Regions from separate parts of the Homo sapiens genome. Here all the other regions are linked to region 1. The links are chromatin loops, found by intact Hi-C in ENCODE. Cell type or tissue: heart left ventricle. All regions are shown on one strand. Each heading gives the region's core, and the rest is flanking DNA. Links, peaks and the distances in the headings are about the cores only. Region 1 has its middle 25 kb from the start of BICD2. Region 2 overlaps BICD2 (BICD cargo adaptor 2). Region 3 overlaps IPPK (inositol-pentakisphosphate 2-kinase).

Region 1 (10,605 bases), core at 1,171-9,170:
GAAGATGGCAAAAGTTGATGTGTTCCCTTTTTCCTATACTATGCTATGAAACATGGAATGTGTCATTCTTATCTTACTAAAAATGCAGTGTTGCATCACACTGCAGTATGGTCATGGCACAATTTAGCTTCATCACAGAATAAATCAGTCATAATTTAAGTGCCATTTGCTATGCCTTTCCAATAGAATCCGCCGGTGTTCACATGGCAGATATTATTATGACCAGGCATCATTACAACTGGCCATGACAGGCCAGGCGTGGTGGCTCACGCCTGCAATCCCAGCACTTTGGGAGGCCAAGGTGGGCGGATCATGAGGTCAGGAGTTCAAGACCAGCCTGGCCAATATGGTGAAACCCCATCTGTACTAAAAAATACAAAAATTAGCCGGGCATGGTGGTGAGCGCCTGTAGTCCCAGCTACTCGGGAGGCTAAGGCAGAAGAATCTCTTGGACCTGGGAGGTGGAGGCTGCAGTGAGCGGAGATCATGCCACTGCACTCCAGCCTGGGAGACAGGGCAAGACTCCATCTCAAAAAAAAAAAAAAAACGATTGACCATGACTCGGTAATTCCTGGGCTTCAAAGTCAGTCGCCTTGTCTTAGTTCACAGGCTTGTATTGCAGGACTGGCTTCTGTTATATAGCAGGGCTCACATACTCTCTCCTACAGGGATGTAGGTGGTATTCAGACTAGTTCCTTTTCCTGCTGATTATACTACAGGATGTGGGTTATCCAGAGCAGAGTGCATTGGTCGAAGTTGCAAGAGCTCTCAGAGAGCTTCCATAGGTTTGGAGACCCATACGATTCCCACAGGTGGGCCCCTTGAGCCTCAGCAACCAGGACAGAGGGCCACTGCCCCACGGCCACTTTGGCCTCCATCTGTAACAAAATAGTCAAGTAACCCTGTTGGATCTAGGGAGAAGCCCTTTCCCAACACTGGGTGCTAGCTTTACCCAACGTTACCCAACCCACTTCACCGAAGCCTCATTGTCCTCCCAGGCTGACTCCCACCCCTTGCTCCCTTTAATCTGCTTATTTTTTTCAATAAATTTTTCCCCACTGAGTGCTACTCTTCATCAAAAGCAAATTCAGGCCGGGTGCGGTGGCTCACACTTGGAATCCCAGCACTTTGGGAGGCCAAGGTGGGCGGATCATTTGAGGTCAGGAGTTTGAGACCAGCCTGACCAACATGGTGAAACCCCATCGCTACTAAATACAAAAATTATCTGGGCGTGATGGCGGGTGTCTGTAATCCCAGCTACTCGGGAGGCTGAGGCAGGAGAATAGCTTGAACCCAGGAGGCAGAGGTTGCAGACAGCCAAGATTGCGCCACTGCACTCCAGCCTGGGCAACAAGAGTGAGATTCCCCCTCAAAAAAAAAAAAAAAAAGCAAATTCAGCTCATCCCATGAAGCCGAGGCCAGCACCCGTCTCCCCTAAGGCCCTTTTCTGTCTGGTGGGCCAGTGTTCAGGCCACCATGCATGCTGTTGCCACTGTGTCCTCGTGGCTGAGCGCAGTTAGGATACATGTTTCATTACTCAAAAGTATTGGGTTTCCCCATACTTGCATTTTGTAAGTCGTGGTCACACCTCATTGTCATTTAGTCTGAATATGTCATAGAGGTTTCCATTGTCTTACTTGTGCATGGAGGGGCTGCTCCCTTGGGGAATTTGGACCCACCGGGTGATGCCTACTGCTTTAGTTCCATCACCATCCCAGTGGTTTTTCCTGGTTTGTGTAAGAGCTTTCCATTCACAGAACAGGGTGGTTTGTGTCTGTGCACAACACACTGTGGCATGTTGGACAGGCCACCATTCTATGTCGTCCAAGATAACCAGGGAGAACTTTGTAAGCCTCTGATCACCTGGGTTTATAGTTACACAGGAGTCAGTCAACCAGCAATCATACACTACACAGTCTGATGCCCCAATAGGGAGTAGTTCCCAAAAAACCCTTCCCAAAAGATACCCTTTGTTGTAGATGTACCCTGAAAAGTCAGAGTTGAAAGATGCTAGAGTTCCACTTGGTCATCGTCGTGTGACCACAGTGTCTCTGACAGTGATGTCACTAGGTTTGCAGGTTGCTATTCGACCTTGTCAGATTCCTAAAACAGGGATGGTTTGACAAACACACAAGTTTACCCTTTCAGGCATCTGGTATAACTGTGCTAAGAGACAATATAATTCCCTTGCTCTGAGCTTACCTCGAGGCACCAATATATTGTTGGGTTTCTCTCATTGCATAACCCATTTATTCATTCCTTTGCCCTCAGCTACTATTTCTCCTTCTCTCCATTTGTCATTGATTTTCACCCAACTTTCACACCTTTAGAAAGGATGAAGGGATGTTAGGTTCATCCACTGTGTAGGCCCAGATGGCCAGCAGTGTAGGCCCAGATGGCCAGCAGCAATACCACTTCAGCAGGTGCCTCCCGCAGGGCCATTTCCAGTCATGTAAGGTAGGGCTGCAAAGAGACGAACTGTGAGGCTGCCCTGACCACCAGGAGATACAGCTGCACTCACTGTCCACCTCTGATTTGCCAGATGCAGTGGAGGCACAGCTATCCCATCAGACCTTTAGGATTTCTGACACAAATGTTAAAAGATATAACAACTGTTTCTCACTTAAGAATCATTCCTGCCTCTGGCCGGGTGCGGTGGCTCATGCCTGTAATCCCAGCACTTTGGGAGGCCAAGGCCGGCGGATCACAAGATCAGGAGTTCGAGACCAGTCTGACCAACATGGTGAAACCCTGTCTCTACTAAAAATACAAAAATTAGCTAGGTGTGGTAGTGTGAGCTTTACCTACCCAGTGGCAGATGCTTCCAACACTTGCAGCTGTGGGCCTGATCTCAGGCTCTTTTCAGCAGGTAGGAGACAAGAAAGTTGAGGTGCTGTTGTGAAGAACTGCATAGTCGTAGCAGCATCCTTCCCGGCCATCTTCCCCAGATCACCCCAAGAGTGGAGGGATCTATCTAGTGGGGATCCTCCTTGACCACCACATGTTAAGTGTGAGCACACATGCATGGAGGTGTGTAAGCCTTCACGCTTTTATCTCTCCCCATGTAAGATAACAAACATTTCCATTGCCCATTTCAATTCTCTCACAAACTACTCTGAGGATAATGTGCAGCATGATATACCCATTTGATGGGATGTCTCCTTGCCCTGTGTAGGTTGTAAAGTGTGTTCCTTGGTCCGAAGGTATGTAACTTAGTGACACACATTGATACAGTGACTTCTGCTCAGTACTTTTATAGTATCTTGAGCATTTGCATCTGCCACTGGGTAGGTAAAGCTCAGTCCAGAGTAAGTGTCTATTCCTGCCAGAACCCATTTATAAACTCCCTCCAGGGCTACCAGCAGGGGTCCCGTACAGTCCACCTGCCAGCTGCATGTGCGGTGTTCTCCCTCTGGGGAATCTGCCCCTTAGCCACCTGTGGTCTCCATCTTCTTGTTGTCAAGGCATTTCTTGTTGGCATTTGTGTCTCTGAGGGTGCAGGAGGGACATGTTTCTGAGCAGCCCATCCCTGCACTGTCACCCACTCCTTTGTTGAACCTAGGTGGCCACCTCAAGTTTGTTCACCAGGATATCCACCTACCGGATCTGATCACAGATCCTGGGAGGGATTCTTCAGGTGGGCATTGATATGACCTACTTTAATGTGCCCCTTAAATTCCTGCAGTGCTGTGCTCCATGTTGGCATCCCTTCACAGCCCAGTTTGCCATTGCCCCTCTGCCTGGTCACATGGCCAGGCCATTGGCCACTGCCCATGAGTCAGTAAAAACCCAAACACGAGCTCTTATGATTGTTCCATTCTTTCATCGCAGCAAGAAACGCAGCATGCAGTTCATCTAGCTGGGCTGATTTGTTCTTGCCTTTTTCAATATGAGTTTTCCCATTATTGCTCATGATGTGGTGGCCTTCAGATCTGGATGTTGTCCATCCACCTTGAAACTGCCAACCACAAACCAAATAGCTCTTTGTTGTCCATTGAGAGCTGTTCATGGGGCACCATCCATGATGCCATAGACCTGGCAGATCCTCAGCTGGTTCCGAAACCGGCCAGAGGGGAAAAGCCCTCCTTGCATTCCTCTGTATCATGCTCCTGTAGAAACCATTTCCGTTTTATTATGGAACTCTTCTGAGCAGTGCCTTCCTTATTGAACTGTATCTCTGCCATCCCCCAAGACAACATGTGTATTTCAGGCTTTAAGATGAGAGTATGTCCTTCAGTCTTAGGGGCAGTTTCAATTAATGCCCAATCGCAAGCTACTACCTACCAGGTCTGGGGATTTCCTGGTCCAAAATCCCAGTGGTCACCACTGGGTGGCACTCATGCATAATGTTATTGCACAGAGACCACAGTACCAGGATTCCAGCCTCCAACAGGTTATTAAAGTGAAAGTCTCTTTGCCCACCAAGCATTTTACACTTTTTCAAATTAACAACCTGTCTGGGCTCAGGCCCGTGGGTTCCCATTTAGCGTGTCCAATTAATATGGGCCAAAGGGCAAACGTCCGTGCCTTCTGCTTCACAATACTAGATACAGACCTGTTCCCCAGTCGGACATAATACCCATCCTGTTAACACATTCAGGTAAAGGAGGTGCAACCACTTCACATAAAGTCCATTCAAAATTCCTATTTTCTTCCATATTTTCACCTTAATTACATCAACCCATCAACCATTGAGATCGTGAGAGTAGGGCCTTAATGATGATGTGGAGGTTCACACCTGTAATCCCAGCACTTTGGGAGACAGAGGTGGGTGGATCACTTGAGGCCAGGAGTTTGAGACCAGCCTGGCCAACATGGCAAAATCCCGTCTTTACTAAAAATACAGGCCGGGCACAGTGGCTCAAGCCTGTAATCCCAGCACTTTGGGAGGCCCAGGTGGGTGGACCAAGAGGTCAGGAGATCAAGACCATCCTGGCTAACACAGTGAAACCCCATCTCTACTAAAAATACAAAAAAATTAGTCGGGCATGGTGGCAGGCACCTGTAGTCCTAGCTACTCGGGAGGCTGAGGCAGGAGTGTGGTGTGAACCCCAGAGGTGGAGCTTGCAGTGAGGCTAGATCATGCCACTGTGCTCCAGCCTGGGCAACAGAGAGAGACTCTATCAAAAAAAAAACAGAAAACAAAAATTAGCCAGGTGTGGTGGTGCACACCTGTAATTCCAGCTACTTGGGAGGCTGAGGCACAAGAATTGCTTGAGCCAAGGAGGCATAGGTTGCGGTGAGCTGAGATCATGCCACTGCACTCCAGCGGGACACAGAGTGAGACTCTGTCTCACTAAATAAATAAATAATGATTTTTTTTTAAACGAGGGGATTAGTGTCCTTATAAGAAGAGCGACACACCTGAGAGCTAGCATGCTGGTGCCCGAGCTCTCTCTCACTCAACCCATTGTGAAGACACAGTGAGAAAGCTGCCACTACAAGCCAAGCAGAGAGCCCTCACCAGAACCCGACCTTGCTGGCACCTTGATCTTGAACTTCCATCCTCCAGAACTGCAAGGGAGTAAATTTCTTTTGTTTAAGCGCAGCATGTGGTATTTTGTTATAGCAGCCTCAACTGATGACACATGTTTACACCATCTGACCTAGGTTTGGGTTGACCCCAGAAGACCAAATTCGACTGGCTGGGACTGAGAAGGGAAGAGAGCAAAGTCCAGTATGAAACCTAAATTCTAAGATGACTTTAACTCTTAACAGTTTACTTCATTACTTAATAGGAAAAACGTAAACTCCTAAAGTTGTCTTACATCTGAATTTTGGGAGATGGAATGACATGTAGTGAAGGTGAGGGATCCTCCCGTTTCTACTTAAAACATTAAGGCCATTCAGTGGCTTTAATGAAAAGACTAGGCAAGCTTTCAACTTAGACACTGTCTTTCTCACAAGTTCTGCTAAAATTTCCTATTAATATGTTCAGTGTCTGAATTGAATTTTGTGTTAGCCCACATGGTACCTTCTCATTGTTTTCAGTATTCAGCAAGTGGCCCACTTGACAGCTTCTTTCCATCTAGAAGCTTCACTTTCTCTCTACTTTCCAAAATCTAGACAGGAAAGTTAACTCATAAAATCTAAAAATGATTTTAAAATCTTGTCACTGGTAGACAGAGAGAGCACTACCTACCATCCTAAAATGGTACAAAGACTGCTCCTTTTAGTTTTTCTTTGTAAATATCTGTGGTCTTCAAAAATAGATCATATTTCAGCTACACATATTAACACCCACACAAAAACATTACATTTTATTTTAGCTTAAAAGTGAGCATACTATATGGACTTTTAAAATAATACAGCATGAAGTCTTACTTTTCCCCACCATGATCCACTTCAAAGCCATCTGTAATGTGTCAGCCACTTCTGTGAGGTCAGCCATATGTGCATTACATGAAACATGCTTATGGAAATATTAAAAATTAGAAATCATTTAAAAGTGCATCTCAGGAAGCAGGTGCACACTCTTACAGAATGTATTTGTAATTCTTTTTTATTTTATTTTATTTTATTTTATTTTATTTTATTTTATTTTTCTTGAGACAGAGTCTTGCTCTGTCTCCAGGCTGGAGTGCAGTGGCACGATTTCGGCTCACTGCAACCTCTGCCTCCTGGGTTCAAGCAATTCTCCTGCCTCAGCCTCCCCACTAGCTGGGATTACAGGCATGCAACACCACGCTGGCTAATTTTTGTATGTTTAGTAGAGACGGGGTTTCACCATGTTGGCCAGGATGGTCTTGATCTCTTGACCTCGTGATCCACCCATCTTGGCCTCCCAAAATGCTGGGATTACAGGCGTGAGCCACCACGCCTGGCCTATAATTCTTTTATAAACATTATGTGTTGAAAATGGGACATATTAATCTGTAGAAAGATAACTGTACAACCTAAGAATACTCACAATTTATTTCCTATACTAAGATACATCAAATCCTAATTAGATACTCCCTTCTTGCTGTTTTTAAGCATTTAAACAAAAATGTTAAAGCTGCCAGATTTTTTAAACTGTAAATAACTTTTAAACTGTGCTCAGAGTTAGATCTCAATAGACTTTTTTTTTTTTTTTTTCAGATGGAGTCTCACCCTGTCGCCCAGGCTGGAGTGCAGTGGCGCGATCTCGGCTCACTGCAAGCTCTGCCTCCTGGGTTCATGCCATTCTCCTGCCTCAGTCTCCCGAGTAGCTGGGACTAGGCACCCGCCACCATGCCCGGCTAATTTTTTTTCTTTTTTTTTTTTTTTTGTATTTTTAGTAGAGACGGGGTTTCACCATGTTAGCCAGGATGGTCTCGATCTCCTGACCTCATGATACGCCCGCCTCGGCCTCCCAAAGTGCTGGGATTACAGGCGTGAGCCACCGCGCCCAGCCCTCTATAGACATTTTAAAAATAGAAACAGAAAACACTTTTTTAAAAAGATATAAAAATTAAAGTTAACATGAAAATTAAGCATTTAAAGAATGATTTTATGCTTTCAATATGGAATAACAGGGATCAGATTTGCCTTTAAGCCTGTAACAAATAAACAGAAACAGATGAAGCCTATGAAACAATTCTTTTCCGACACTGGCCCTTGGAGGGTGGTGAACAGTGTCCTGGGAGGGGAGACTTACAACTGCCCCCAGCTCATGGCCTGGAGACAGTATTCAGGGTGCGGGTCCAGGAAGAGACTCTAGGGAGAGCTGGTGGTCCGCTGGCATTGAGAACAGGGAGTTGGGAGCCTGGGGAGGCCAAGGAGAGAGAGTTCCCAGGGCAGGGTACCTAAGAGGAGAAAGCTGTGCAGATGAAGAGAAAGCTCTGAACGATTTCAGAGGGTCCCTTTTGAGTCCTCAGCTGAGTGCTAAGCAGTGTACTTAGTATGAGGGAAACCACCTGAGGCTGGGGAAAGACCCACCAGAAAGAAGCAGAGAGGCTGCGCTCAGTGGCTCACGCCAGTAATTCCAGCACTTTGGGAGGCCAAGGTGGGAGGATCACCTGAGTTCAGGAGTTCGAGACCAACCTGACCAACATCGCGAAACCCAGGCTCTGCTAAAAATACAAAAAAAGTAAGCCGGGTGTGGTGGTGGGCACATGTAATCCCAGCTACCCGGGAGGCTGAGGTGGGAAGATGGCTTGAGCCTGGGAGGTGCAGGTTGCAGTGAGCCAAGATCACAGCACTGCACTCCAGCCTGGGTGACAGAGAGAGACTCTGTCTCAAAAAAAAAAAAAAAAAAAGAAAAAGAAAAAGAAAAAAAGGAACAGAGAGAACAAACGTCAGAAATCCACAGGACAGGAATAGTTCCCGCTGCTCCCACCAGCCAGAGAAGAAAACCTCTTACTTCATCAGAGAGGGCATCAGATAGGGTACTCAGAAGTGGTGAAATTAGTCCCTGAATAAAGATTGCTCTGGTCTCACATTACATAGCTTAAGAGCATAACAGTTGGGAAGATCAAGCTGTTTACAAGTAACTTAACTGCATCCTTGAACACTGTTCAATAATATTCATAGGAATTCAAAAGGAACCAGCACCAGCAAGGCAAAATCCATGATGTTTGGCACACAAAGGAATAGGAAACTAAGACTCATAATGAGAAGAAACATCTATTAATATAAATAGACCCAGAAATGACCCAGATATTGGAATTAGCAGATAAAGACACTGAAATAATTATCATAACTGTATTCCATATGTTCAACAAAAATCAAACATGTTAGCAGGAATATAGGAAATTTTAAAAAGATCCACATCAAACTATTTGAGGTGAAAACATTATGTCTGAGCTGAAAAATACACTAGATAGGATTAACAGAAGATTAGACAATGCAGAAGAAAAGACTGGTGAATTTGAAGAAATAGTAATAGAAACTGTCTAAAATGAAACACTAAAAAGACTTAAGAAAATTAATGGAGCATCAGTGAGTCGTTAGACAAATTCAATCAGACTAATGCACATGTAGTTGGAACTCCTGCAAGAGAGAATAGAGAAAGGGAACATTATTGAAGAAACAGCCCCAAATTTTCCAAACCTGATCTAAAAAACTCTAAACCAGTGGTTCTCAACTGGGGGTTATTTTCCCCCTGAGAACATTTGGCAATGTCCAGAGTCATTTTTGGTTGTCACAACTACCCGCCTTTTGTAGGCAGAGACCAGGAATGCAACTAAATTTCCTATAGTGCACAGGACAGTCTCCCCAGGCCCCATAGGGCTGAGGTTGAGAAACCCTGCTCAACCAAGAAGCTCAATCAACCAAGAAGCTCAATCCAAGAAGCTCAATCAACTTCAAGTGCAACATAAAATAGAGGAAAACAGCACCAAACACATCATAATCAAATTGCTGCTTAAAACCAGTGATAAAGAGAAAAATCTTAAGAGCAGCCAGAGAAGGCCAGGCATGGTGGCTCATACCTGTAATCCCAGCTCTTTGGGAAGCCAAGGCAGGTGGATCACCTGAGGTCAGGAGTTCGAGACCAGCCTGGCCAACATGGCGAAACCCAGTCTCTACTAAAAATACAAAAAATTAGCCGGGTGTGGTGGCAAGTGCCTGTAATCTCAGCTACAGGCTGAGGCAGGAGAATCACTTGAACCTGGGAGATGGAGGTTGTAGTGAGCTGAGATCATACCACTGCACTCCAGCCTGGGCAACAGAACAAGACTCTGTCTCAAAAAAAAAAAAAAAAAAGGAGCAACCAGAGGAAAAAGATATAGTATTACAGAACAACAAAAATAAGAAACAGCAAATTTTTCCTCAGAAACAATGCAAGACAGAAGAGAGTGCAGCAACATCTTTGATGTACTGGGGGCTAAGGATGGGGTTATCAACCTTCAATCAACCTTCAATAAGCAACTAAAATATTATTTAAAATAAGGCAAAATGGTCTGGGCGCGGTGGCTGAGGGAGACCGCTACAGAGGGAGACCCTAAAAAGAAAAAGAAAAGGCAAAATAAAGACTTTTTCAGACATGGTGAAAGTCAAGAAATTCATCACCAGCAAACTTGTAGTATAGGAAAATTTTTTTTGTTGTTGAGACAGAGTCTCGCTCTGTCGCCCAGGCTGGAGTGCAGTGGTGCGATCTCCGCTCGCTGCAAGCTCCGCCTCCCGGGTTCACCCCATTCTCCTGCCTCAGCCTCCCGAGTAGCTGGGACTACAGGCACCTGCCACCACGCCCGGCTAATTTTTTGTATTTTTAGTAGAGACGGGGTTTCACCGTGTTACCATGTTAGCCAGGTTGGTCTTGATCTCCTGACCTCGTGATCCACCCACCTCGGCCTCCCAAAGTGCTGGGATTACAAGTGTGAGCCACTGCACCCGACCAGAAATTTTTTTAAAAAGTCCTTCAGGCAGATGAAAATGATATCATTTGAAATCTGCAAGGAGAAATAGAAAAATCCACAATAATAATCAGAGATTCCAACATCCCTCTCTCAACAATTAAAAGAATGAATAGATAGAAAAAAATCAGCAAGGACATAGAAGACTTGAATGATATTATCAATCAACTTGATCTAATTAACATTAATGAAATACCCCGCCCAACAGCAGTAGGAATGCTTTTTTTTTTTTTTTTTTTTGAGACGGAGTCTCACTCTGTCGCCCAGGTTGGAGTGCAGTGGCGCGATC
Region 2 (10,605 bases), core at 1,432-9,431, 72 kb after region 1:
GGGTCGGAGCAGGCAGTCACGGGTTCCCAGGTGAGAAGGGCTGAGGGAATTTACTCTGGAACCTCTGCAGTCCGCTGTGCACTCTGGCATACTGCTCTGGGCTCCCTCTCCTCTCCAGGCAGTCACACTGGCACCTGCAGGCCAGGGCTCTTGAGTTCTGGCTGTATGGCTGGCCATGGCGTGCCTGGCTGCACTGAGCCCCTCTCGTGCCCTGTGGAGGCTGCTCATACCTGCCTTTCCCTCTCCCCCAACAGATCAACCAGAATGTGGAGATCCAGCGTGGCCGCCTGCGGGATGACATCAAGGAGTACAAATTCCGGGAAGCTCGTCTGCTGCAGGACTACTCGGAACTGGAGGAGGAGAACATCAGCCTGCAGAAGCAAGTGTCTGTGCTCAGACAGAACCAGGTGAGTCTTGGGCCTGTGGGGTGGAGGTGGCACGTGGGTTAACTGGGCCTTGAGGACCTCTTGCTCAGCCCCTCTCCCTGTTGGGAAGGGGTTCCTGTCTTATTCCACACACCCGAGGCCCAGGGCCAGCTTTACCACTGTGGAGGCAGGGGTATACTTGGTGGGACCCAGACTCTCCAAAAGATGAAACTCTGGCTGCAGTGTTTGCTGACATTGGCCAGGCTGAGGTGTCCCAGCCAACAAAAATGAAAACAAAAATCTGAGAGGTAATGAAGAGGTTACACCAGAAAACCCCAGATTGGACTTTGAGACTCCCCCATCAGGTGCTGACCATGAGGCCTGCAATATTCCTGTGTCTCTGCCTGTGACAGGGACAAGGAAGGTCCTCTCTGTCTGTGACGGGGATGAACAGGAACCCCTCTGTCTCTAATGGGGTCTCAGAGGGACCCCTGACAGGGACGAGTAGGGTCTCTGCCTGTGACAGAGATGAATAAGGAGGGTCCCTTCTCTTTGTGATGTGACTAAATTGTCATGTGCTCTGCTGTTCTGCCACTCAAGGCCTGAACTTGCTCTTCTCTCTGCAAGAGCCACACTCCTGCATGGTGGGGAATGGGAGTCTTTTCTCTCCCAAAACTTTCCCCAGAATGCCATGGATGTCTTCCTTGCTTTCCTCAAATCCTCTACCACCAAAATCCTCTGAGTCTCACCATCAGGGAATGTGGTATTTATGCCCGGAGGAGGAAGCTCATGTGTTTATGCAGAGCTCCTAGCCTGGTCCTTCTGTGACAGCTCGAGCTCATTAACAGTCTTAGCCACTGTCTACATTGTAAGTACCATTTGGTCATTGGTGCTGCTGTTGGCAGAGCCCAGCGCATGGTGGCCTTAGGAGAAGGGAAACTGAGGCTTGAGGCGACCCTGTCCTCAGGTTGGCGCTTAGTGGAGTCTGACTCTCTCTCCCTCTCTGGGATTCCTCACCTCCGCATTTGTGGTGCTGGGACTGAGGGCTCCATGCCCACCTCCTGTGAGCACACCTTGGATGTGGTAATGGGTGTCCCTTCCGACCCAAGACCCACAGAGATGTGCTCAGCACTTCCTGTTACTGGTTTGTTTCTTATTTTTTTCTCCAAATATTACAGAAAAATAAGAAATAGTTTTAGCAATTGCCCACAAATTCTGAGCCTCCACATCAGGCATCAGTTTCTATCTGCTTTTTCCTTGCCCACCTGCAGATACAATTTTCATGTAGACAAGACTTTGATGTTGCTTTTCCCACCTACCTTCGAGCTCCTCCAGGTCTGGGTGTCATGTGCATGTGGAGGTTTAGTGGTTGAGATGTTCTGCCTTGCGGGGAGTTTCTGTTCCTTCATTTTGAACTATGATTAGAAGTCATGATCATAGCACACATTGAAATATATTTTTATGTATCTTAAGATATTTAGTTAACTGTTAATGTTAATTAAATAACTTTATAGAATTTTTAATCAGCATGCACTTGGTAATATTTGTGAATGACTTAATACAAGGTTGGCAGCCTTCTATGGATGGATGTGTGTTGTTCTTGGTGCATCTCCACACGTACAGTCCTGGCTTGGGGCCACCTCAGACATTTGTGCTCCCCTTGCTGTGTCTGCTGGTCCCAGCGGTGGGTGGGCTGGGCTGAGCATTTCATTGCATTCGCATCTCATGCCCTGGAACCTTCTTAGCATCCACATCTCTGAGCAGAGGAAGCAGTCTTGGCCTGGACGGGCTGCCACCCTTCCCAGGATGGCACCTCACCTGGCGCTTCATCTTTTGCTTCATAGTGGCCGGAGTTGGTGTGCTGGTGTGTTTTCTTCATTTATGGGGCCTGAAAGGAGCTTCCACATTGCATTGATGCAAGAGCGTTGACTTCTCTTCCCAGGTGGAGTTTGAGGGCCTCAAGCATGAGATCAAGCGTCTGGAGGAGGAGACCGAGTACCTCAACAGCCAGCTGGAGGATGCCATCCGCCTCAAGGAGATCTCAGAGCGGCAGCTGGAGGAGGCGCTGGAGACCCTGAAGACGGAGCGCGAACAGAAGAACAGCCTGCGCAAGGAGCTGTCACACTACATGAGCATCAATGACTCCTTCTACACCAGCCACCTGCATGTCTCGCTGGATGGCCTCAAGTTCAGTGACGATGCTGCCGAGCCCAACAACGATGCCGAGGCCCTGGTCAATGGCTTTGAGCACGGCGGCCTGGCCAAGCTGCCACTGGACAACAAGACCTCCACGCCCAAGAAGGAGGGCCTCGCACCGCCCTCCCCCAGCCTCGTCTCCGACCTACTCAGTGAGCTCAACATCTCTGAGATCCAGAAGCTGAAGCAGCAGCTGATGCAGGTGAGCAGGCAGTGGGGCCTTCGGCACGCTGTCCCCACTCCAGGTCTGCAGGGCTCCCCGAGCAGTGCTTACCTGACACTCTGCTGATGTTAACTTTCCCTTTTCCTTACGTTGATTTTATCTCCTGCATCATTACGGTAAATGGAACTCCAGGAGCACACATAGAGGAGTCTCAGAGAAGTGGTTTCCTGGCACTGCAGCACCCACATTGCTCCCCTGTTAACTACGTGGTGTCAGGGTGAAGTGATGAGACACTGGCCCACATGTGATCCCTGCACGCAGGCCAGGTGTCAGGGGCCCACCATGGTCATGCTTGGGCTCATCCCCTGGGACATGGATCCCTGTTGATCCAAGGCAACAGAGTCCTGTCCTCCGAAGCAGAGGGCTAGGGTGCTAATATTCCCGACTACACACCCAGCCAGCCTAGAGCTCCACTTTCTTAGCCCAGATCCCCTGTAGCATGGTTGGGGAAAGAGCCTGCGTTGAGGGTGACCACCATTACTGGTGACGGTTAGTGTTCTGAGGGCCCAGCATGAATTCCATTCTTTCCACACCCTGTGTGTCTTTGTCCACCTCACTGACAGCATGGCCAAGGAACCTGGGGCTGACAGCCTGCCCTGACATGGGGTGGGATGTCACTAGGCCATCTTGGGGGTCCTCCAAGCTCTCGGGGTCCATAGCAACTGACATGGTGTCCTGCTGCCTGTGCCTTTGCAGATGGAGCGGGAAAAGGCGGGCCTGCTGGCAACGCTGCAGGACACACAGAAGCAGCTGGAGCACACGCGGGGCTCCCTGTCAGAACAGCAGGAGAAGGTGACCCGCCTCACAGAGAATCTGAGTGCCCTGCGGCGCCTGCAGGCCAGCAAGGAGCGGCAGACAGCCCTGGACAACGAGAAGGACCGTGACAGCCATGAGGATGGGGACTACTACGAGGTGGACATCAACGGGCCTGAGATCTTGGCCTGCAAGTACCATGTGGCTGTGGCTGAGGCTGGCGAGCTCCGCGAGCAGCTCAAGGCACTGCGCAGCACGCACGAGGCTCGTGAGGCCCAGCACGCCGAGGAGAAGGGCCGCTATGAGGCTGAGGGCCAGGCACTCACGGAGAAGGTCTCCCTGCTAGAGAAGGCCAGCCGCCAGGACCGCGAGCTGCTGGCCCGGCTGGAGAAGGAGCTAAAGAAGGTGAGCGACGTCGCCGGCGAGACACAGGGCAGCCTGAGTGTGGCCCAGGATGAGCTGGTGACCTTCAGTGAGGAGCTGGCCAATCTCTACCACCACGTGTGCATGTGCAACAATGAGACACCCAACCGTGTCATGCTGGACTACTACCGCGAGGGCCAGGGCGGGGCCGGCCGCACCAGTCCCGGGGGCCGCACCAGCCCCGAGGCGCGTGGCCGGCGCTCACCCATCCTCCTACCCAAGGGGCTGCTGGCTCCTGAGGCGGGCCGAGCAGATGGTGGGACGGGGGACAGCAGCCCCTCGCCTGGCTCCTCACTGCCATCACCCCTGAGTGACCCACGCCGGGAGCCCATGAACATCTACAACCTGATCGCTATCATCCGTGACCAGATCAAGCACCTGCAGGCAGCCGTGGACCGCACCACGGAGCTGTCACGCCAGCGCATTGCCTCTCAGGAGCTGGGCCCCGCCGTGGACAAGGACAAGGAAGCGCTTATGGAGGAGATCCTCAAGCTGAAGTCGCTGCTCAGCACCAAGCGGGAGCAGATCACCACGCTGCGCACTGTGCTCAAGGCCAACAAGCAGGTGAGGTGCCAGGCAGCAGGGGCACATGTCACCTACTACTGGCCTAAGGGTGTTTCCCCCTTGGCCTCCTTCCTCCCCCTGCCACGGGGCCCCCCCAGGCCTGCGTCACCACCAGACAGAGCCAGCCCCATAGTAGCTCGACTGCCTACCCTCCCCTGCTCAGGGCCCCCAGCTGGGAGGGTGGAGCAGGCAGGTGGGTGTGAGGGCCCCTCAGCAGAGCTGCTCAGCCAGTGAGAAATGCCGCTGCCCTTGACTCACTGTGACTGCCTCGTAGTGCTTCCTGATACTGGAGGGAAAACATGTGAGAGCCATAGTCTGAGCTGTGGAGAGCAATTGTGGGGCTTCGTGGAGGTCCTGTTGGCAGGTTTAGGGGCAGTCCCTCCTCTGCCAGTCAGAATCAGCAGGTGGGACTCCCCATGGCGTAGCTGCTGGAGTCCATCCCCAGGGTTTGTCACAGGGAGGGGCCTCCCAGGAGCTTTCTTCCCAGGCACTGCCACCACTTCAGACCGGGGCTCCCGATCCTGCTCCCAGAGCACCTCTAGGCTGACTTCACGCCTTTCACTTTTCCACCCTACACATCTGTCCCCCAGACGGCCGAGGTGGCCCTTGCCAACCTGAAGAGCAAGTATGAGAATGAGAAGGCCATGGTTACCGAGACCATGATGAAGCTGCGCAATGAGCTCAAGGCCCTCAAGGAGGACGCAGCCACCTTCTCCTCGCTGCGTGCTATGTTTGCCACCAGGTAACCGTGCTGCTGTCGGGCCCTCCCCTTCCACAAGGCCAGCTGTCCTCAGCACTTGCCTCTGGAACCCTTAGCCTCTCACTGCCTCATGCTGAGGCCTGCAGCCCTGACTAGTCAGTGGCTGTGCCCAGCTCCATCAGGGCCAGCATGGTACGAGGTTGGGGAAGCATGGCCCCTGGCACATCTCTGGCACACTGGTGCTCAAGTTGGTGACAAGAAAGGGTGAGGCGATATGGGGGCCACATGGGGTTGGGGGCCCCTAGCTGCTGCACCTCAGCTTCCTCCGAGGTCACGCAAGCAGTTGCTGGAGCATAGGGCATGCCTGGCAGGTGCCCACATGTGGCCGGGGATAGCAGAGCGTGTGTGATCCTTTTAATGTTCCTTTTGCACCTAGCCCAGCCCCCAGGAGCCTGGTTCTGTGGCGCCGGTTCCATTTTGCTGTGAATGAAACCGCAGCAGGCCCAGGCTTGTCTCTGCTTTGCATATATGGAGACTGAGGGCAGAAGGGCTGAGGAGAGCAGATCCTGGAGTGGATGGGCCAGAGTTGCATAGCTTCAGGGGATGCTTGGGCTCCCACCCCTTGAATCCAACATTTACAGGGACTTAACTTGGGGCCAACAGGTGACAGAGGAGTCCTGGCCTTTCCTCTCATGAGGTATTTGCCCCCAAGAACTTGGCCATATGGCACAAGTGTGTATTTATGTTTGTAGATTCAGAAGGAAGATTATCCTCCTGGCTGGAGCAGGTCACTGCTGGGGTCCACAGTTCGGGTCCCACCTCTGTGCATAGCCCTGTACCTCTGCGTCATTGTGACCGCTGGGTACTCACCTCCCATCCTCTACTTTGCCAATCTGGGGAGGGTGAGGAGAGGGCCGGGGCTTGGAGGAGACCAGCTTTCTTTCTTCCTCTGTGGAGGGCTCTTAGTAATGGGCTCTGAGGTGGGCTGCCCCTGGTGGGTGCACACCCCTCCCTGGCTGGGACTCAGACCCCAAGGCTGGGAATCGAGGCTCCCTAAGTGTTCACAGGCCTCTGTGGGGCAGGTCCTGGTTTCAGCATCTTCCCAGGTGCCCCCTGACAGGTACCGCTGTCTTTCACTTTCCAAAGATGGGTAGCGCCACCTGCTGGGTCATGTTGGGATAGCACCATGGGGTCAGCCCTGCATGGGGGACAGCCAGGCCCACCATGGGCCCAGCAGATAACCTAGATGTTTCCTTTTTATGGGTGAGCAAGCTGAGGATCTGAGCTGGACAGGGTGGGAACTGCATGCACATAGGGCCTGCTTCTCTCAAGCCTGGTGCCGTGCACTCCCAGTTTCTCAGTATCCCTGCAGGACGTGCCAGAGCAGGGTACAGACAAGGAAGAGTCCCAGGATTTCTCTGGAAGCGTCCTGTCTTCCTGGGGCTTGGGGAAAAAATCCCACAGTTTCTCAGTATCTGGCATGTAAACCCTACCTTTTAAAATTTGTTTTATTTAAAAACTTTTCAGATGGAGCCAAGATTTTGAATCTGCAGGGATCACAGCTCTGTGTGCCCTCAAAAGGGTGGGCAGCAGAGTCCTTGGAGAGGGTGCTATCCAAGGGCCGGCTCCTGGCAGGTGGGGACAGGCAGAGTAGGGTGCGTGTGGGCAGGGTGGGGCTGTGCTCAGTGCCTGCACAGCCTCACCGCCCTGGGAGCCCTGGGATTTAACCCGCCCTTTGTCTCTACCAAGCCCCACCCATATGGGACATGTGGAAGAAGGGCATCCAGGGACAGACCACACCCTCCCACAGCTCCGCACCCGGGTTTCAGGATGAAGCTGTTGATGGCGTCCACACACGTGGTTCCTTGGCTCTGGTCAGTGCTCAGCACAGACTGACGAAGCATCGACCTTGGGAACAAGCCCAGTCCTGCTTAGATTTACATCCACACCCTAGAAGCCATGGCTTCTCCATGTCTTGATGCCCCAGGCCACCTCGAGGCCTTTAAGCGGGGAGAGCGCCTCCTAGAAGAAGCCCAGTCGCTGAGGGGCATAGCCTGTTTGTAAGCACTACATGCAGCTGAAAGAGCAAAGCAGCCCCTCCCCCACAAAACCACAAAACTCAAGCCAGCCTCATAGGGCTGCCCTGCCTGGGCCCAAGCCTCCCTCTCACCCTTATCAGGGATTTGTCCAAGCAAAGCCTGTGCTAAAATAAGCCAGAATAATTCTTCCCCAGCCACACCCTCCAGTCCAGAGGCCACATTGAAGGATGGCTCTGGTATAGGGCTGTCAGAGGGCCGTGCAGCTTAGCCCTGCCCTGCCCTGCCCTCCTCTGCTCGGCTCTGCCCGCCCCTCAGTCATGTTTTTGGTACCCACAGGTGTGACGAGTACATTACACAGCTGGATGAGATGCAGCGGCAGCTGGCGGCTGCTGAGGACGAGAAGAAGACGCTGAACTCGCTGCTGCGCATGGCCATCCAGCAGAAGCTGGCGCTGACCCAGCGGCTGGAGCTGCTCGAGCTGGACCATGAGCAGACCCGGCGTGGCCGTGCCAAAGCCGCCCCGAAGACCAAGCCAGCCACACCGAGCGTAAGTCACACCTGTGCCTGTGCCAGCGACAGGGCCGAGGGCACCGGGCTGGCCAACCAGGTGTTCTGCAGCGAGAAGCACAGCATTTACTGTGATTAGGGGCTGTGGGGCGCCGCACGCTGCAGCTAACATCTGCTTCACCTCAACTAACCCAGCAGCAGCGGGACGGCGGTGCTAGGTCAATCTTAACGTGACTAATGCACAGAGGGTAGGAGTCTAGCCGAGGCGCCATGGGGCGTTGCATCAGCAGGACACTTGTGAGAGCTTTGTGTCGCTTCTCACTCCTCAAAGCCCCCTCAGGAGCACCCAGTCCTCAGCTGCTCTCTTAGGTGGGGGTCAGAGGTGGGGATAGAGCTGCACATTCTTGCAGCAGATGTGTGATGAAAGCATCTTCTAAGCCCTGCGCACCCGTGGGGAAACCCAAGGGAGGAGTCCTGGTCCTGCTCCCTCAGCACCCAAAAGGGGCAGAACCTGAGTTGAGACTTGCATGTTCCTCGCATGTGTCTAATGTCAGCACTAGAAAGCAGTTTTAGGAGGTTCCAGCCTGCAGCATAGGTACGACCTCAGAGGATGGCTTTGCACTTGGCATAGTTTCATGGAAAGGAGTACGTTGTAGTTTATGCAGTATCTGACTGCAAATCATATTCAGGAAAGAAGTGCAGAATTTCTTCCCCAAGCCCAGAGAAGAGCAGCCCTGAGCCCCTGTATTCTGCTGGCCAGACACACATGGCACAGACACAGCTGACCATAACCCAGGAATCCAGAGCTCGGTTTCTCATTTCTGAGATCAGGATGCTTGTATAGTGGCCTGTGAGGTGACAGATTGGCAGGGCCCAAGGCCCCAGGTTTTCATTTTTCATGAGAAAAGCTTTCCAAGTGCCTGGCCAGACCTTGGTCCTTAGTGCAGAGCCCGTCCTTTTGTACTTGGGGTGACCCCAGCAGCCAATTATCCGGCCTTCCATAGGGGGTTCAGTCCCAAAGACATGGGGCTTTGAAAACCCTAGCCTGAAGTCTGAGCCACCAAGGGCTTGGCTGGGTTGGACACCCACAGGTGTATCCAGAGCCCAGCCCGGTGCTGGGAAAGCTTTGCATAGGGCCAGGGCCACTTGTCAGGATTCACAGGTAGGAGATGTTTAGGTCTCTTTATTTAGTGCAATCTGGGGGATGGCAACAGAGAAAGAGGAAAGGTAGCTGTAGGGTTCTCCCATTTCCAGAGGCTCCATCCACACCTGCCTTCCCACATTCTGAGCAGAACTTTTCTCAGTACTTTTTTCCCGATCACCCTGTGGGACCAGCTGGACCTGAGGCTGCAGTCTTCTCTCCTGCAGGCTGCTTGCCTTGTCTCTCATGCGGAAGAGGCATTCGAGTTACCTGGTGAGAGACCGTGTTGCCCCCTCCCACAGCTCTCTGCCCTGCGCGTTCTTCCCTTTGGTGCCGAGTATGTTTCGGTCCCCTCCAGACTCCAGGACACGCCCATGTATGTCCCCTGCGTGTTCATCCTGGGCCCAGATCCCCCTGCCCCAGCAAGACTCGCAGTGGGATGGCTGCTGGCATGCCCACCCTGCATGCGCTTTGCCCTCTCCTTGCAAGCCTGGCACATAGCTTCTCTCCATACTCCTAAGGGACTTTGCAGACACCCAAGCCACTGGGACCCCTGCTAACACATGCAGGTCTTCTCTTCTGCCAACTAACGTGCTCGCGCCCTCCCAGCACGTGGAGAGCTTCAATTGTCAGATAAACAGGAAGCGACAGATGACCGCTTTCTAACGCTCTCTTTTCTCCCGTTTTCAGCTGTAGAGTAGCTGCCAGGAGGACTTGGCCACCCGGCCCTGTCACACTGCAGCCCCTTCCCCTTCCCTCTCGTGGCCCACAAGGAGGAAGGAAGGGCAACCTAAAAGCCCACTTAGAAACTTTTTGGATATGCCACTGCAATTCTTTTCAAAATAGCATTCCCCAGGTTTTTAATGGGAGGAAAAAAAGCTTTAATGTTGAGCATGCTGCGAGCTGCTGCGTGGAAAGGCCTCTGTATGGGCCGAAGACCCTTCTTCCCTGGCTGCCAGGCTCGCCAGGAGCCCACTGGAAACGCCCACCACGGGGGCTCCTTGTTACACATGTTCTTTTTTTATCCGATCAACCTGTGCACTTTTGATATTTTGATATTATATTTGCTTCCTTAATTCCTCGCGTAGAGACGGTCTCAGGTGCCGTGGTCTATGCTCGTGGTCCTGTAGCTGTCCGCCTCAGCTCCCACCGTGTTTGTCTGGTGTCAGCACGAGGCAGAGCTGTGTGCTCCATAGCGTGTAGCTTTAGACTCGGAGATGAGTGCTTTGACCCAGCGAGGAGCTCAGCTAAGTGTATCCACGCTGTGGTTCAGCAGCCTTTAGATCATACGGCATTGTGGTTCATGTTTGAAATTACAGATTTTAAATGCCATGTTCATTAAGAAATCCAGGGTATTCAGATTCTGGGGTTTTTCATATTGTATTATTATTATTCTTAGGAATAGTTCAATGTAACAAGAAGAAAACTTGACCTTTGCTCTGGTTAAAACAGTAATAGGCACTTGAAAAAAAAAGATAAATTATTGAATGAGTAGTATTACCTACAAATTCCAGAATTTTCTGGGTTTTAGGACGTTGTGAAGCATGACTGATTAACAGAATTTTATACAACTGTACCAATAAAATTCCAAATTGGAATTGTTTTGTTACTCTGGTTGTTGTGCCAAATTGTGGTACACTTAGAAAATTCTACAGTCGTCGATTTTTAGGGTGTTCTCTTTCAACACCTTTTTG
Region 3 (10,605 bases), core at 1,490-9,489, 140 kb after region 1:
CTGCCTCCTAGGTTCAAGTGATTCTCCCGCCTCAGTCTCCTGAGTAGCTGGGATTACAGGTGCCCGCCACCATGCCTGGCTAATTTTTGTATTTTATTAGAAACGGGGTTTCAGCATGTTGACCAGGCTGGTCTTGAACTCCTGACCTCAGGTGATCTGCCTGGTTCAGCCTCCCAAAGTGCTGGGATTACAGGCATGAGCCACTGCTCCTGGCCAGGGTTTTTTTTGTCAGAAGCTGTGACCACAGCTGTACTGGGCCATTGAGGGACATGGGGGTGATTTCTGTCTCAACCAGTTTCATCACCTTACTGACTCTTTAAGAACCTCTGACTGGGGAAAGAATATTCTACATTTAGAGGCTAAAGAGTAAAATCTCTTTAGAGATTGAGATGTGAGATGTCGGAGGTTTTCAAAGTCACATTCCTTGGAAGGCATGTGTAGGGGCCGCTTTGGGAGAAGGGCAGACGGGAGGCGGCAGCAGTGCGGTCCTCAGACTGCTACCTTCCCAAGTCTCTGGGCCGAGGAGGGTGGCATGGCTGGGGAGGGACGCTGGTGAGGAAGGGCACTGGGGACCTTCCCCTGGGTCTGAGGGCTGTCACCCGGGTTCTGTCTGTGGCTGGGATGTCCCCCTTGCTTGTGGTGGGGTCCGTGGTGGTTTTTGCCTCTCCCCTCAAGCAAGGCTCTGTTGGGAGGTCCCATCACGAAGGCTGTCCTGTGGTTGTCTCTTACAGACCTCGGAAGAGATATTTCAACACCTGCAGAACATAGTGGACTTTGGGAAAAATGTCATGAAGGAGTTTTTGGGGGAGAACTATGTTCATTATGGGGTAAGTGCTTTTTATTCACATCTGAATTCTTGGGCATGTTTTGCATCAACACTGCCAATTTCCCGGTGATCTTTGGAACTTTGTGCTTAATGATAACCCGCGTCCAGCTAGTCTCCAAGTGTTTCTCATTTGCTGTGCTGGGTGGCAGCAGAGTGGATACTGCAGTTTCTCTTTCCTAGCTGAGAAGCATGGGGTTCAGAGGGCCCACGTGAACCCCTGTTCTCCAGGGCCCGTCTCTGCCAGCCCTCCTGAAGGCTCCTGCTGGGTGAGGGCTCTTGAGCAATGCCCCTCAAGCAATGGCATTGCTCTCTGCCCCTGGGCACCTTTGAACACAGGAGGCCCTACATGGGAGGGTGGTGGCACCTGCTGGGGCTGTCCTGGGGTCGGCTTATCACACCCAGGAAGGGCCTCCGCTGCCCAATGAATGTTAAAAGCTGGGGTTTAGAGAAAAGCCGTGGGAGCCCCTGGGTGTTGCCGCCTGTGCTGGGGTCTGTGGGAATGGGACTAAGATTGCCAGCCCTGGCTCACTTCTTGCCTGGGCCTGTTCTCTGAGCAGATCTGTAGTTTTGAGACCTGGACAGGCCCCTGGGTCCCACCCTTCTGCAGCTGCTGTGGGTGTTGACTTGCCTCTAGCCTGTTCACTGCACTGTTGTGATGTTGGGAGTGTTTGGGGGTCACAGTTCCCCTGTTAGGAAGATTCATGCAGTTTTTTCCCTAGGGCATATCCCTTAGATGGCTCTGTGCCGTGACAAGTTTTCTCCTTGAGGAAGGAACATTCTTGGAGGCAAGATCCACCAGAATCCTCTGTGGCAGGAGGACTCGTGTGGTGATGGCCCTTGTTGGCCAGGGGCATGGGATTAGACTCGAGGTCCCATTGGCAACCTGGTGGGGTGAGCGTTAGGGACTGCTCTGAGGGGACAGGATAGGGGAGCATTTCCAGCAATGAGCAGTCTGGCTCCAGGTTTGTCCTCAGTGGGAAGGGTCACAGTAATGAACCCACAGCAAACAGGGCTCAACCCACAAGGCCGCCTGTGAGCGCATTTCCTCTGCCTTAAGATACCGACAAAGTGAAGCAGAGCTTGCTTGCCCTGCAGGTGAGCGTGTCCCAGTAGGACGCCGCTGGGCTCTGGCGCAGTGGGAAAGTAGGTGCAGAGCCCATTCCAGGCTGACGATGCACCCCTCAGGGTCGCTGCATCTGCAGGGCCACACAGGGCCACGTGAGGGAAGAACAGATGTGTCGGTGAGTTAGGCAAAGCGTAGTTTCCCTCCTGTTTGTTGTGGGGCAAGATACAACCAGCCCTGTGATGAGACCGTGAGACAGAGCCAGGGACAGCCACACCCTGGCTCCCAGCCCTGCCCGGTGGGTGTGGCGCTGGTCTGGGCCTGTCTCCAGTGCTGGGTGTGGGAGCTGGAGAGTTTAGGAAATGGGGAAGGGGCAGAAGCTGCTTGCCTTGTTCTTCCACTGTTGCTCCTTACATACTGGAGGAACCTGAAGGCTCAGGAGTTCCACCTCGCTGCTGTGGGCCAAATCCTGGTGAGGTTGGACGCTCTCTGGCGCCAGCCTCAGCTCCGTTGGAACCTCGCATGCTGACAGTTCTGTGCCGTGGCCCAGTTTTCAGGCTGGGGACATGAGTGAAGGGACAGCCAGGCTGGCGGCTCTTTGTCCTTCTGAGCAGTTGTCCCTTTGCCATTTAGAGGGTGATGCCTGGAGGTCCTCCCACATCTCAGCTCCCAGGTTACAGGGAGCTCTGTGGGATTCCAGGGGACAGCTCCAGGATGGGATTTCTGTGGGCTTTCCCTCTGGTCCTCTTAGGTGAATACCTTGTGCAAGAGCTGGTTGGTGCGTCCTCACGTGATTGGATGGTGGCGTGGTCCACACTCGCCAATGTAGTTGGACTTTTAAGAGGATGCTTACTGTCAGTATTTGTTTGTTTTTGTTTTTTATCTTGCTCTGTCACCCAGGCTGGAGTGCAGTGGTGCGATCATGGCTCACTGCAGCCTCAACCTCCCAGACTCAAGTGATCATCCTGCCTCACACCCACCCCCAAGTAGCTGGGACTACTGGTGCGCACCACCGCACCCAGCTAATTTTAGTTTTTCTTGTGGAAATGGGGTTTCACCATGTTGGGCAGGCTGGTCTCGAACTCTTGGGCTCAAGTGATCAGCCCGCCTTGTCCTCCTAAAGTGCTGGGATTATAGGTGTGAACCACTGCTCCAGGCCAGCGTTTTATTTTGACTTTAAACACAGATATGCATATTATAAAATCAGTGATTTACAGCTGTTGGAAATAAACCACCGAGGTCTGCTTTTCACCTGGGTGACTGTGAGTTCAGGCCATGCATGGGCAGACAGCGGTGTGGAGGGTCGTTGCCCTGTATGTGGACCTGAGACCTGCGTAGCTGCTGTGTCTCCCAGCCATATGTGCTGTGGGGTGGGGGCCAAGGCAGAGTGACGGCCTTGTGTGGTTTTGGGCGATGGTTCTCACACGCGAGGCATCCAGAGTCGGCATGCGTGCCTTTTGTGCTTTTGCTTTCTTTGGAGTGGAGCCAGTACTTGGACTTCTTGAGATGATCTAATTTACGAATTTTCTTTTTTTGTTGTTTTTGTTTTTGAGACAAATTCTCGCTCTGTCGCCCAGGCTGGAGTGGCGTGATCTCAGCTCACTGCAACCTCTGCCTCCCAGGTTCAAGCAATTCTCCTGCCTCAGCTTCCTGAGTAGCTGGGACTACAGGCGTGCGCCACCACACCCGGCTAATTTTGTATTTTTAGTAGAGACGGGGTTTCACCATGTTGGTCAGGCTGGTCTTGAAATCCTGACCTTGTGATCCACCAGCCTCGGCCTCCCAAAGTGCTGGAATTACAGGCATGAGCCAACGCTCTTGGCTTCAATTTACAAATTTTCGAATGTTTACATTCCCCACTCTTGTCCATTGTGTCACCTTACCTAATTCTGTACTAAGTTTATAGTAAGTCATATTTTGTTAATTTATAGCATGTTTAGGTAAATGACAAATCAGAAGTGAAACTGGCACAGCCGACTGGGAATGGACAGGGGTGGTGGTGGAGGGGCATGGATGTGACGGCGCAGGGTGGGGAAGGCATGATCTCTGTGGGCAGGATCCCAGCATTCTTAGCCTAGCAGATCTCCTGTGTCCGTTTGGGACTTTTTCAGAAGTCACAATTCTGCCACCCTAGAAACACGAGAGGACAGGGAAGATGGTAAGCAATGTGGCTTAAATAAAAACCTTTCATTTGGGAAACTGCACAGAAGAGCCATGTGGAGGGCAGTGCTGGGCATTGGTTATACCACGTCCTTCAGGGCTGAGGAGGCACAGGCCATCTTCCTGAGACAAGTGATTCTTCAGATGCTGACCTGCTCCTCAGGTGGAAGCGTGAGGTTCTCAGGTTGTCTGAGTGGTCAGTAAGGGTCTTCCATGTGGTCTAAGAACTGCTCTGGGTCCATAAATGCTGTAGAGACCAGAAGGGGGCTCGGAAGGGGTGCTTTGTGGCGAGAGAAGCTGGCTTTGAGGCTGGTCACCACCGTGGGCCCAGCCATTCTGAGAGCTGGCCACCCTGATTGCAGTGAAATGTTGGTGTCTCTATTTAACCTGGACATGTCCTGAAAATAATAGAGCAGCTTTTATTCCCAAAATCCACACACTGATTTTTTTTTAAGCAATAAACTTTAAAAAATATTATAAATTACACATAACATAAAAACCAACAGCTCAACTGTTTTTAGGCATGCAGTTCTGTGGCATTGTGTTCATGTCATTGTGCAATTCACACTGAGAATTTCATGTATTTTCTTACAGGAGGTCGTTCAGCTACCTTTAGAGTTTGTGAAACAGCTTTGTTTAAAGATACAATCTGAAAGACCAGGTAAGGGTGTTTAACTTACAGATATTGTTTGTAATTTAAAATATTCCATTTGAAAAGTGTTTGAAATGATTACCCATGTTAGGTATATGCATTTTTCAGTAATCCTTTTTTTTTTTTTTTTTTTGAGACGGAGTCTCACTCTGTCGCCCAGGCAGGAGTGCAGTGGTGCGATCTCGGCTCACTGCAAGCTCCACCTCCCGGGTTCACACCATTCTTCTGCCTCAGCCTCCCGAGTAGCTGGGACTACAGGCGCCTACCACCATGCTCGGCTACTTTTTTGTATTTTTAATAGAGATGGGGTTTCACCGTGTTAGCCAGGATGGTCTTGATCTCCTGACCTCGTGATCCACCCACCTCGGCCTCCCAAAGTGCTGGGATTATAGGCGTGAGCCACCGTGCCCAGCCAGTTTTCAGTAATTCTTTTGCCAGAAACTTCATTATCAGGGATAGAAATCCTGGGAGCTCATGGATACAATTCTCTGTATCAGAAAACCACAGCACTGCACAGAATATGTGATGAAGAACCAGTAAAGGCAGGTGCGGTGGCTCTCGCCTGTAATCCCAGCACTTTGGGAAGCTGAGGCAGGCAGGTCACCTGAGGTCAGGAGTTCGAGACCAGCGTGACCAACATGGTGAAACACCTTCTCTACTAAAACAAACAAACAAACAAAATATATATATGTACAAAAATTAGCTGGGCGTAGTGGCGGGCACCTGTAATCCCAGCTACTTGGGAAGTTGAGGCAGGAGAATCGCTGGAACCCGGGAGGCAGAGATTTCAGTTAGCTGAGATCACGCCACTGTACTCCAACCCCAGGTGACAGAGTGAGACTCCGTCTCAAACAAACGAACAAAAAAGAACAAATTAATACCACAGAAAACAACATGAGGGAGGAGCTGGAGGTGGAGGGTCTGGGGCAGACTTAGGAACGGGAAGGGTTCCCAGAGGCCTGGGAGAGGCAAAAGGAAACTGAGGTGACCTGAGCTTCAGGAGGGAGGGCCTGGCCCAGGAGGGTCTGCAGCCCAGGGAGCTGTCCCCAACCGGAGTCTAGGCTAGGTCTGTGTCCTTCTGAGGAACAGGGAATCCAAGGGCCTTCTGTGGCATCACCTTCCCCATCCTCATGTTGTCCTTCCCCAATCCCCTCCCATCCCTTCGCCTCTCCCTTTCTCCTCCATCCCCACCCACTCCCTTTTCTGCACTTGCTGGTGGCCTTATGACAGGAATCAGGTCAAACCTTTTTTTTCAGTCAGTGATCAAAGAGATAAATTTCGTGAGTTGAGGGTGGAAATGCCTCTGCCCGGAGCACAGCCAGGCAATGAGGGTGTGGAATTAGCCAGTATAAAATTTTTTCCTGATTTGATTTGGAAAATGAAAGCAAACCATTCTCTGGGTCTGCAGTCTCTGGCTGGGGCAGGGAGGAATGGGCTTCACACTGCAGGAAAGGCTGGGGAGGCGGGAACGCCACAGGACAGTGGCTAGGCTCCAGTTCTTCCTCTCGGTGAATGCAGTCTGAGCCCGGCTCCAGGGTGCTGTCTGCAACTGCTCTGCTGCTCAGCCTGCCATTTCATAACAACCGTGGGAGGTTTATCACACCACAGTGATAAAAACCAGACTTGGAGTAAGGCTCATTATGTTAAAGGAGGAAAGCCTGTCCCTGGGGTGCCTGGAGCCCAGGCTTGTTTGGTTCTGTCCACACCACGGGTTCCAGCAGATCTGGTGCTGGGGAAATATTGGTGCACTGGGGACTGGGAAGGGCCTAGATGTGAGAGAAGGTAGAGCCTGCAGCCCCCTCCTCTTCAAGTTCCTGGGCTAAGGGTGTTGTGGAATTAGGGGACCATCCCCAAGACCACCCTCAGGATTGATAATACGCTAGAAGGACCAACATAACTCACTGTTTTACTTATGGTTATGTTTTATTGCAGGAAAAGGATAAAGATGGGACCAGCCAAGGGGAGAGGTGCAGGGGTGGGGTCCAGGAGAGACCTGGCATGAGCTTCTGGGTCCTCTCCTCAGGGGTGGTGTGGGCAGTATTCACTCTCCCATATGGAGTGTGCCCACCAGGAAGCTCACCAGGCATTGTTGTCCAGAGTTTTCACTGGGGCTCAGGCACATCGACATGGCTGACCATCGGTGTGGCTGACTGCAGTCTCCAGCCTCTCCAGAGTTTGAGCCGATACCATAAGGCGTGAAGCTACCCCCTACATAAACCAAGTTATTTTTTGTTTTTGTTTTTGTTTTTTTTTTTGAGATGGAGTCTTGCTCCTTCGCCAGGCGGTAGTGCAGTGGCGCACAATCTGGGCTCACTGCAACCTCCTCTGCCTCTCTGGTTCAAGCAATTCTCCTGCCTACGCCTCCCGAGTAGCTGGGATTACAGGTGCATGCCACCACGCCCAGCTAATTTTTTGTATTTTTAGTAGAGATGGGGTTTCACCATGTTGGCCAAGATGGTCTTGATCTCTTGACCTCATGATCTGCCCACTTAGGCCTCCCAAAGTGCTGGGATTACAGGTGTGAGCCACCGTGCCCGCCTTTTTTTTTTTTTTTTTGAGACAGAGTCTTGCTCTGTTGCCCAGGCTGGAGTGCAGTAGCACGATCTCGGCTCACCACAACCTCCGTCTCTAGGGTTCAAGCAATTCTCCTGCTTCAGCCTCCCGAGTAGCTGGGACTGTAGGCACGTGCCACCATGCCTGGCTAATTTTTGTATTTTTAGTAGAGACGGGGTTTCACTATGTTGGCCAGGCTAGTCTCGAACTCCTGACCTCATGATCCACCTGCCTTGGCCTCCCAAAGTGCTGGGATAACAGGTGTGAGCCACCTCACCTGGCCTAAACCACGTTGTTACTGTGTGTGTCCCACAATCCCCAGGGAGACATGAGGTTTTCATCAGGTACAGAGATGCCCCCTGGAACCAGGGACAAGGCGGGGCCTGTTTTGGGCAGGGATCATCTCATCTCTCTCACTGACCTTGCTCTGTGTGACCCTTGCTCTGTTTTCCAGAGTCTCGCTGTGACAAGGACCTGGATACTCTCAGTGGTTACGCTATGTGCCTTCCTAATTTAACCAGACTCCAAACCTACCGCTTTGCAGAGCACCGGCCGATTCTGTGTGTAGAGATTAAGGTGACCTGTCGAGGGGCAGATGGTGTGGGTAAAGGGGAAAGGTCAGTCTTGGGTAGTAAGTCCAAGAGTCACGTGCCTTGGGTTCCAGTTCCCACTGAAGTGAGTGGTAGGCACCCTTGGCTCCTGGAAACTCCACTTGTTTCTGTCCTTCCACAGCCCCCACCTGCGTTCTGGTTCCTGCCATGGCTCCCAGATCCCAGGTTTAGGCTCATTCCTGGTAGCTCATGATAGAAGACCCCACCCACCCTGCATGCCTGGGCTAAAACAAGCCCTGGTTGAGGGTCACCAGAGGGAAGCGCGTTGGGTCCCCCTGACCCGTTTTCCTCAGAGGGCACAGCTTGCCAGGGTCCTCTGGGTTCTTCCTCTGTGCCCCTCCCTGCTGGCCATGCCTGCTTGGTGCTTGGCTGCTGTTTGCTGTGCTGCAGGAGCCCCATCTGCAGGTTGCCCTGTAGACTGGGGAGCTCTCTTTGTCCTGCTCAGGACGAATTTTCCTGGAGGCACAAAGGCCAGTGTGACCCTCAGAGGCACTGGTGTGTCATGGCCAGGAGTCCTGAATTTCTCTGGTGCCAGGCAGTGGGGGCTGGATGGGCCAGGGCCCCCCTTGCTTCAGCTCTCTGCTTCCCATGTCGGGGGTGGCTGTCAGGGTCCCTCAGGAAGCTGCCTCACATGCCCTGGCCTTTGTTCCCCTCCTCCAACTCTAAGGCAGCAATTTCTGGGTCACACTCCTGGCCTGAGCTCATGCCTCCTGATCCTCCTCACTTGTGGGTGGATGTTCTGCTTCCCCAGCCACCATCTCCAGTGCCCGAGGCTCAGCACAGGCCTGCGTGTGGTGTATGCTCAGAGGCTGCAGCTTTTAGAGGGCACTGGGGCTTCCTTGACCTTCTGGGAGCCTAGCAACTATCAGATGGGCCTCTGTCGGGCCATGTGCTAGTGTCAGTGGGAACAATGGTTCCGATTCTTGGAGCTGGGAGTCCTGGGTCCATCTCTACTACTAGAGGCTTGCAGTCACATTCTTGAATGAAAGCATGAAGCTATTGTGTGTTGTGCTTGTGTTGAGCTAGTGCAGAGGCACCACTGACCCTCCCCAGTGAGAGTTCCGGCCGTGGGTCCTCTAGCGGAGATGTTTGTGTGATCTGATGCAGGAAGTGTTGTTCCCGCTGGGAGGTGCAAATGAAAACAGCTTCTGGGGCCATTTATGCCTAATTATCTTGCTGCACTCATTATCTTGTAGTCAGTGATATGTCTATTTAGAGGTATGTGATTTCTTCCTAAATATTTTTCCTCCTTATTTGTTTATTTTACAGCCAAAATGTGGGTTTATTCCTTTCTCGAGTGATGTCACGCATGAGATGAAGCATAAGGTCTGTCGATACTGCATGCACCAGCACCTCAAGGTGAGAGCCAATGCCCAGCTGTGGGCTACTCTAGCTGCACGCTGGGGATCTGGGCTGAGGCATGGACACACACAGTTTTCAGAAGAGTAAAAGAAAATATGGATATTTTTAGTTGACATTTTATTTCACAAAGTGATTCATGTTCAACTTTTTTATTTTTTAAATTTAGAGACAGGGTCTCTGTCACCCTGTCAGGCTGGAGTGCAGTGATGCAATCATACTCACTGCAGCCTCCACCTCCTGGACTCATGCAGTCCACCTGCCTTGGCCTCCCAAAGTGCTGGTGTGAGCCACTGCGCCCGGCCCGTGTTCACCAGATTCACTCTTTTAAATATATAATTCAGTTTTAGTCTCTTCACAAGGTTGTACAATCACCACTTCTATCTAGTTGCTGACATTTTTATCACTTCAAAGCAAGGTGTCTTCCTCTTTCTATGAATATGGTATATTACATGATTTTCGCATGTTGGACCAACCTTGCATTTCTGGGATAAATCCCAGTTGCTCATGGTGTATAATACTTTTATATGCTGCTGAATTCAGTTTGCTAGTTTTTTGTTGAGGGTTTTTGAATCATAAGGGATGTTGGTGTGTAGTTTTCTAGTGGTGTCTGGCTTTGGTACTAGTGTAATAACTGGCTTCATGGAATGAGTTAGGAATTATTTTCTTTTCACTCTCCAGTTTTTTGAAGGAGTTTCAGTATTGGTATTGATTCTTCTTGAAATGTTTGGTAGAATTCACTAGTGAAGGCATTTGGTCCTGGGATTTTCTTTGTTAGAAGATTTTTGATTACTGATTCAGTCTCTTGTTACCAATCTGTTGAGATTCTCTTATTTCCTGAGTGGGTTTTTTTGGTAGTTGTGTGTTACTAGGAATTTGTCCATTTTCATCTAATGTGATGGCATACAGGTCAGTAGTAGTGTCCCCTTCTTTCATATCTGACTTTAGTAATTTGGTTTCTGTCTCTTTTTCCTTGGTCTAGCCACAGGATTGTGTCATATTTGTTGATCTTTCAAAGAAACAACTTTTGGTTTTATTCAGTTTTCTGCTCCCCTCTCCCCCATTTTCTATTTCATTTGTCTTCACTTTAATCTTTACTGTTTCCTTCCCTGTGCTTGGATTGGGCTTAGTGTGTTATTCTTTTTCTAATTTTATTTTTTTATTTTTTTTGAGACGGAGTCTCGTTCTGCACCCAGGCTGGAGTGCAGTGAGTAGCTGGGACTATAGGCGCCCGCCATCATGCCTGGCTAATTTTTTGTATTTTTAGTAGAGACGGGGTTTCACCATGTTAGTCAGGATGGTTTCAATCTCCTGACCTCGTGATCCACCTGCCTCGGCCTCCCAAAGTGCTGGGATTACAGGTGTGAGCCACCGTGCCCGG

What was found. Hi-C counts contacts between places; a loop is a spot of excess contacts. Peaks named below come from ENCODE experiments on the same cell type or tissue, not always from the same donor. Only the 100,000 strongest peaks of a DNase experiment are listed, where the experiment ranks them.
Region 2: a loop joins it to region 1, with 10 times the contacts of the local background. A loop is called at or near these places in 102 of 110 quality-filtered maps.
Region 3: a loop joins it to region 1, with 5 times the contacts of the local background. A loop is called at or near these places in 5 of 110 quality-filtered maps.

What each region holds. Positions count from the first base shown.
Region 1 is chr9:92,784,688-92,795,292 of GRCh38, reverse strand. No RefSeq gene overlaps it. Among named protein-coding and RNA genes, the nearest start is that of BICD2, 25 kb to the right of the region's middle. In heart left ventricle, for the core only: a CTCF peak has its summit at 4,321 (motif pointing right); a DNase peak (open chromatin) is centred at 4,332.
Region 2 is chr9:92,712,458-92,723,062 of GRCh38, reverse strand. BICD2 (BICD cargo adaptor 2) reads left to right here. Exons shown (of 7, transcript NM_001003800.2): 3 at 255-407; 4 at 2,308-2,763; 5 at 3,481-4,524; 6 at 5,115-5,266; 7 at 7,600-10,605. The coding sequence ends at 7,909. Among named protein-coding and RNA genes, the nearest start is that of BICD2, 47 kb to the left of the region's middle. RefSeq lists an enhancer at 5,421-5,800. In heart left ventricle, for the core only: a CTCF peak has its summit at 6,386 (motif pointing left); DNase peaks (open chromatin) are centred at 4,292, 6,382, 6,992, 7,712 and 1 weaker place; H3K27ac peaks cover 1,539 bases.
Region 3 is chr9:92,646,678-92,657,282 of GRCh38, reverse strand. It overlaps IPPK (inositol-pentakisphosphate 2-kinase), which reads left to right. Exons shown (of 13, transcript NM_022755.6): 3 at 732-827; 4 at 4,644-4,710; 5 at 7,709-7,830; 6 at 9,135-9,224. Among named protein-coding and RNA genes, the nearest start is that of IPPK, 18 kb to the left of the region's middle. In heart left ventricle, for the core only: no CTCF peak of the experiment used is centred there; DNase peaks (open chromatin) are centred at 3,230 and 6,202; H3K27ac peaks cover 1,273 bases.